Regions from separate parts of the Mus musculus genome. Here region 2 is linked to region 1. A link is a contact called in ENCODE Hi-C data. All regions are on one chromosome and are shown on one strand. The core of a region is the stretch at or near the end of the contact, and the rest is flanking DNA. Distances in the headings are between cores, read along the strand shown. Region 1 holds the start of Tbck (TBC1 domain containing kinase). Region 2 holds the start of Cenpe (centromere protein E).

The links. Hi-C counts contacts between places; a loop is a spot of excess contacts on that map.
Region 2: a map of gastrocnemius shows a loop between it and region 1 (6-fold over the local background). The contact joins the promoter of Cenpe here to the promoter of Tbck in region 1. A Hi-C loop is called at or near these places in 2 of 37 maps with a recorded cell type or tissue (T-helper 2 cell and gastrocnemius).

What each region holds. Positions count from the first base shown.
Region 1 is chr3:132,682,552-132,686,155 of GRCm38, reverse strand. Tbck (TBC1 domain containing kinase) reads right to left here and starts at 2,012. Exons shown (of 26, transcript NM_001163455.2): 1 at 1,762-2,012. It overlaps Aimp1 (aminoacyl tRNA synthetase complex-interacting multifunctional protein 1), which reads left to right and starts at 2,277. Exons shown (of 7, transcript NM_007926.2): 1 at 2,277-2,363. The coding sequence starts at 2,362.
Region 2 is chr3:135,210,166-135,214,000 of GRCm38, reverse strand. Cenpe (centromere protein E) reads right to left here and starts at 1,438. Exons shown (of 46, transcript NM_173762.4): 1 at 1,287-1,438. The coding sequence starts at 1,342.

The sequences.
Region 1 (3,604 bases), core at 763-3,262:
TGCATGCTTTCTCCAAAGAGAAACCAAAAGGCAAAAACAGAGGAAGGGGGTTTGAAAAGGAGAAAGGTTAAAAATATATCTAAACACACAATCTACTAAATCAAGCACACTTACCATTGGAGGGAAAGAATGAACCTGAATTATCTTTGATATTACAAAAAGGTCCATGGTCATGACATTGAGGGAAGGAAAAAATGTGACCTAGCACACTGTGTGGGTTTGCACTGAAAAGTAATTATAAATCCCTACTACCATGAACATTTGTTTTTCTGCACATAGATTAAACAACACACTTAGGAACTATGACTAATTTTGACAATGTATAAGTAAAAGTCCTGCTAAGGAAAAAATGCAGGTGTCCCTAGACTACACTAGGAATTAATGATAGCACTATTTGCTAGACTTCATCAGCTAATTAGTCATAACTTTTTGTTTAAAGATACTACTTGCTTTCAAAACATAAAAAGCCAAGTACTAATAGCCATATGCATTTGATGACTGACCAGGAGAGAAACCCTAGACTGCCTCAATCTGGTTTGACAATTGAAATTAATGTGTGCTCTTTATAATAAAAAGGATATACACATTAGTTCCACCACAGATCGGTTATGCCCATCCTGTTTTTACGAAAAGTTTTGATGCAAACCACTTCATATCCAATGCACACCTCAGACTTGCTCTACAAGAAGCCTGTAGAGCACAAGGCTCCTCTGTTCATTGGGAGCCAAATAAAGTCTCCCATAGGCTTTCAGAATTAATGGACCTGAAAACTTGGTAACACAGGCGAATTTGTTTTCTTGGTGATAAATGGAGAGAGCCAGTGCTATTCTCATCATAATAGAGGAGTCAAAACACATACTCAAAAGTTCATGTGAAAATAGTTATGACCACTATTCTGAATCTTGTCGATACTGTGAGCTAGCTTAAGTCTACTTGAATCTTAACTTCTTATTCAATGAGTAGATGCAAAATTACAGAAAGTTATATCTACATAGCAGGCTTGAAGTCATAGGAAAGGTGAGACATAACCTCAGCATTTTAATATTTAACTTTTACAATGATATATTAGATTTTCCGTTATAGACATTAAATAACATACAACTGAAAAATCAGACAAGTGTTTATGACTCAAAAAGATAAACCACAAGCAAGAAAACAAATTTCAGTATCAGTCTATCTCTCTGGTGTGCATGAAGCTCACGAACAAAAAATTGACACACACACACACACACAGGTGCTCACACTTGGTAACTAGAAGAGAGTGAAAAATGAAAACGATGAAGTCAGAGATTACAAGAGAAAGCCATGTAGGCAGGTAGTTGGCTTGGAAAATTTACTCAGGGAATACTTTGAAACTTCTACGTTAAGTCTGACGTTTCTGTAGCCAGAACACTGAAAACCACAAACATGGCCTGCACCTATAATGAACAAGACACAATGTAAACTCTTAAAGAGATTGGAGATGACTCACGTGAGTCGAAAATGTAGAAGAAGAAGAGGAGGAGGAGGAGAAAAGGGGGGAAAAAAGAGGGGTAGTGGGGAGACGTGGATTTTATCCAGAGTAAAATCGTATTTGCATTTCTAAGACTCGGTGAACTTGGGCTTCAGGGAGAAGGAAGTTTGGAGACAAACACAACAGCAAGCAGCTCCACAGATTGGTTCTATGGGTTCCTGCAGAATGGCCGGGTCACTCACAGTACCTGATTGTCCCACAAGTCCCACCCACTAACGCCAGGCAAGCGGCGACACCAGAATACCTGCCTGAATCTGGGGACGCAGAGATTGGGGGGTTGAGCTCCTAAGCGCGGAAGCTATGCCTGGCAGTGCTTAGTGGGCCGTGTCCTGCATTTCAGGCGCGTCTACAAGAGGCCGCCTAGGGAAGGTGACAGCCGGAGCGACACGCCTCCGTCCGCGCGGGCCTCCCGGGTCCCCGGCTCAGAACCCGAGGGTGAGCGCGCACCTCGCTCCACTGACAGCGCCCAGCACCCCCTCCCCCGCCGCCGCCTCGGGTCGGCCACTGCTCATGACGTCACATCGCCGAGACGCAACCCCGGGGGAAGACCCCAAAACTTCCGGCCGCCTGTCCCTTGCCCAGACAGACAGCCAAATGTAGCGAGTGAGAAAGAAGTGAGGGAAGATCGGAGGGAGGGAGGAAGGAAATGGGAGATGGGAGCTCAGTGTGGTACAGGGAGAGAGCTGGCGCAGGCAGCGGACGGCCGATGAGCGGTGAAACTGTGAAACGCTCAGGCATTTATCAGGGACAGCCTCCTGGGTCCTTTCTCGCTGCCGGGGACTGCGGGAGGCTGGCCCTTCCTTCTCCCGGCTGAGGCTGCTCAAGAGCTGCGGTTGGGTCACCGCTTCATGTGAGTGTCCCGATCCAGAGTTCTTCCCTTTCTCACCCGGGAAAAAGAACCTGACCTTCTGTGTAGTAGTGGGAAGCGCGGTCAAAACCTCCACCCACGTGCCCCCTTTTGATTCAACTTAGTTTGGGCAATGAATACGTGGCCGAGGGAGAGCATGCTACTGGAGGCAGGGGGTGAATGCATTACCTTGTTTCCTTTTAAGTGAGAGTGCAAAGGATTTCCAGTGTTTGTACGTGAGGACGGGTTGAAGAAGGAGATTCCTTGATTTCAACAGATATTAGAAACACCAGCTACCACTATACTCCCGGCAACAGTTTAGTTATTGGGTAAAGATCCATAAACTAAGTAGAAATGACTGTCAACGAAACGGACAAAAATCCCAGTCGTTGCCTCTCGGCTAGGGCTTATTGTTGAAGTACAGCATTAAAAGTAAGGTGAACACTCTGTATTTTAATATTGATATGTTTTACTTATGGGTATGTGTTCATGCCCGAGTGAGTTTTTGTGCAAAACTTGTGTGGAGGTAAACGCGGAGGCTAGAAAGCATCAGACCCCTGGGACCTGGAGTTACCTGTGATTGTGTGCTCCTGTGTAAGTGCTGGGCCCTGAGCTTGGGTTCCCTGCAACAAGCACTAAACGCTTTTTAGTGTTGGCATTTTATACTTAAATATTTTAGATTATAAGTACTGCACAGAAAAGGTATTAAGCCATAAAAAAAAAAAGGTAGATTATTTGACATGGTTGCCAGAGAAGGTTCTCAAGGAAAAGATGGCTTTCTAGGAAGGAGGTGACACAAATAGAATTAACAATAGAGAAAACCTTCAAGAAGTACAGTCAGTCATAAGGCCAAGCCATTGCGAAGGCCATGCAACAGAAACTTACCAAAGTATGAAGGGGTCTGACCAATGCCTGTGGGCTCAGAACTGAGAGAGGGGATTCATGATGCAGACAGAGAGTGTGGGCTAATCAGGGGGAGTGAAAGCCATAGAAGGTTTTCCAAGGCCAAGTAATGTTACCCAGCTTCGTTTTAAGAGGGTTACTCCATAGCCCTCTTAGACTGGGGGCAGAAGTGAGAAAGGAGATCAGTTAGGAGGCTTTTGTTTTACCTCAAAGGGAACATAACAGTGTCTTCAATAAAGGTCCTAAGTGTCCAGTCAGGTCTTGAGTGTGTTTCCCAAATAATGAAAGCATTTAGGCTTTGGGAAACATTTTGAGTGAATTGTGTGAATTTCAGAATGACA
Region 2 (3,835 bases), core at 189-2,688, 2.5 Mb before region 1:
TACTTCCTCTCTGAAATCTTTAAAAAAAACAAAAAAACTTCTGGAATCTTCCGGAATACTTGACATGCCCTAAATCCCCTGAACTATGTCACTAATCTCTTTCTGTTCTTTACTTTGAGACATTGTCTCACCTTGTTGGCCTGGAACTCACTAGGTAGCCCAGGCTGGTCTACAACTAAGATACACCTCCCTCTGTCTTCTGAGTGCTGGGGTTAAAGGCCTGTGCCACCATGACAGACACCACTAATCTCTTCAGTGCCACCTTCCTCTAAATTCCTATTCGTACCAAACACCACATCAGTCAAGCAATCTGGAAGTTGAATCTCTGTGATCTATCCATCAATGAACCACCTATTCTGTAGTGTTAGCGTTTTCCTGACACCAGGTACCCCATGTCTCTGAAGGCCCAGTGGCTCTTTCAACATTCTGCACAGTTTTGTTTTGTTTTTCTTTTTTTTTTCTGTGTATCGTTAACGGCTTATGTCTATAGATATACTGTTTTAGTTTGCTTTGTGCTGCTGTGATAAAATATCATGACCAAAAGCAACTTGGAGTGGAAAAGGTTTATATCAAAAGCAACTTGGAACGGAGAAGGTTTATATCAGCCTACACTTCCAGCCCCAGGGAAAGTCAGGGCAGGGTCGCAAGCAGGAGTGGAGGCAGAATTCATGAAGCACATTGTTTATTGTCTTGCTCTCTCTGGGTTTTGCCTACGTAGCTGTCTTACACAGCCTTGAGTTCCATGAGTAAGAATGGAACCACCCAGACTGGCCTAAGCACTGCCCATATCAACCAGGAACTAAGATTCCACCACAAGGACATGCCCACTGGCCAACTTCATCCAGGTAGTCCTCCAATGGAGACTCCCTTAGATATAGCTGGCTGTCAAGTCAACAGCTAATGCTAACTAGGAGCCAGCTTTTTCCCAAATTAGGGAAGGAACTTAAATGCAAGAAATAATCAATTTTGAGAATCTCGCCTATCGACCACCCGTTTAATACCAATTTCTCAAGCTTTAGCATCTCTAGCTGAAGGCCAGAAGCCAGCAAACCCAGTAGACTTCATCAACCCCCTCTTGTCTTTTCTTTCTGGCATTCCCGACCTTTTCCCACTACTGAACATTCACTGTCTCCGTCCATCAGGCGAGGACGGCAGTGTCCCCTGAGCAGAACTACGCGCAGTCGGACCGTGTTTTCGGGGAAACGGAGTCCTGCACCCGGGTGTCGGTGTGACTCGGGGCAGCGCGGGCTGGGACGCAGGTCCCCACGCCGCCCCAGGCCGCCTACCTGCTGTTGAGGGGTCGCACACGAACACAGACAGCCACTGAAGCCTCCTCGGCCATCCTGTCCGCTGCAGACTAAGGGAAACGAAGGAGAGCAACGGCGCCGACCGAGCTCCCGGGCCGCCCCGCCTTTAAGTTTAAAATGTCCTCAAGGTTGCAGCGGATTGGGTGGCGCAGCGTCATGACGTCACGGGACAGTCCAAGTGCTGCGGCGAGTGGGGGTTGCGGGGGGAAAGGCGGGGCGAGTCCATGGATGGGGAAGGCGGGGGAGACTCAGAGATCCCGGAACTGAGAGCCTCAGAACTCAGCTGGAGAGAAGTTTTGTGTTAGAGTCACGCCTGCAGAACAAAAGAATTATAATCTTAAAAAACAAACAAACAAGAACTCCAGACTAGACCAAACCAAAAAAAGCTTTCGTTTTGTTTTAAAGCCTCCAATGGGAACTCACTGCCCAGCCAGGAAAGGAAGATTTTCTTTTCTTTTGGAACTGCTTTGAGGCGTTGTTGTTTCTTTTCTTTAACTTTCATTTCTCTGGACGGTGAGTGTAAGAGCCTCATGTAAGGGAGAGAATCATTGACACCTGGGAAAATGTTGTGGGGACATGACAGTGCTGCACACTAGAGCATGGATTACCCGAGAAATCCCCAGTACTAGGCATGGAACACTTCTTTTCATGTTGGTTAGAGTAATCCAAGAGGCTCCCAAAATAATAAAGCTACGCCTTAGGGACGAGGCTTCTAGCTCAGAAACAGCTGGAATTTTCTAATTCCCGACAAGTCTGAAGTATGTGGTGTCTCCAGGCAACAATGACTTAACCTTCAGCCTCAGGGAGGCAACCAAGGACAATTTGGGGATGTCAGTTCTCTCCTACCACTAGGTTCTAGGGATTCAACTTTAGCTTGGCAGCCAGTGACTTTACTCACTGAGCTATCTTCCCTGCCCTGTTTTAACTTTTTTTTTTTTTTTTAAAGTGGGCAAATATATATTTAGCTGTAGGGAACAAACTTATGAAGGGGAAGAAATGTTATGTCATTAAAGGCTCAGAGGCAAGGAAGGGATTTTTTAGAGCAAGAGTATTATTTTCACAGCTGTGATTTTGTCACACTGTCTTTGCTAACATTATATAGCAGGCAGTATTTATTAAAGATTGACTGTATTCCACTATATGATCTATGCTGTTCATCAAGAGATAATTATTAGAAGGAAAAAGAGAGGGACTGAGAGGGTAGCAGAAGAGGTGAATTTGACAAAAGGACGTAATATTCAGGTATGAAAATGTCATAACAAAATGAAACGTCTTGTACAATTAATATACACTAATGAGAAAGAGATGGTGCTTGATGGTTCAAGGCCAATGGGGGCAGTTTAATCAGTCTCACAATAACTGAAAAGGGGGCCGGAGCTGGGGAATCCTGCATCATTCTGTTCAATTCCTAACAGTACAGAAAAAGAGATATTCATTGTGAAACTGTTTTATGTTGTGCTTTTTTTTTTCAAACCCAGATACCAATTGTTTGATTTTACCAAAGAAGCCTAGGGAGCCAGATGCTGGGTATAAAAGCCTGCTAGCTCAGAGAGTCAGAGGAAGCACCCCGCTGACCCTCCTCCTCAGCTGATGTTCCAAAAGGAAGCTCTCCTTCTCAAAAACCCCTCAATTTCCCTTCTATTTCCTGTGCGTCTCTCTATCCGTCCTCCTGACTTCCTCTTATTTTCCATTAATAGTCCTGTTCTAAGTAAATCCAAATGGCTGTGATCAAAGGTGTGTGCTAGGGCTGACCCACACCACAACTACAAACAGATGTTTTCCAGTAAATAACCCAATCTTGGGGTTCTCAGTGTGATCAAATGTCCTGCAACAATGTTGAATATTTTTCCAGGCTTAGAAAACAACAAGCATGACTACAGCAGAGTATATGTGGCTTCTTATTCTTTTAGAAGCGGTAGTAATACGCACAAGTATCTCTGTCTCTCCCAGGGTAGAGAGAACAAAAGACATTAGTGAGCATGAGAGCTTCTCATGAAAGGCACTCTTGTGGAAGAAGCAGGCAGTGCATAATAAATAGCAACATAACGATTGCATTCTTTAGAAATCATCTTTATTGATACGAAAGCGGAGGGAAAGTTCTCTGTTATAACTAAGGAACTGAAAGCTTGATACATTGGGATAGCTGCTAGTCAGAGCCATAGGGGTTTACTTAGAAGTTCACAAGAACAGAGGGGCTGCACTCAAACAAGTGGATATTCATTAGGTATCATAGTTTAAACTAGACTTTTTACTCCAAAGACACGATCTTAGCTAATGTTGTCATTGTATCATGTGTAGGTCTGTACTGGCTGGTTTTGTGTCAACTTGACACAACTGGAGTTATCACAGAGAAAGGAGCTTCAGTTGAGGAAATGCCTCCATGAGATACAACTGTAAGGCATTTTCTCAATTAGTGATCAAAGGGGGAAAGGCCCCTTGTGGGTGGGACCATCTCTGGGCTGGTAGTCTTCCTCTGGCAGGCCGAGCAAGCCAGAGGAAGCAAGCCAGTAAAGAACATCCCTCCATGG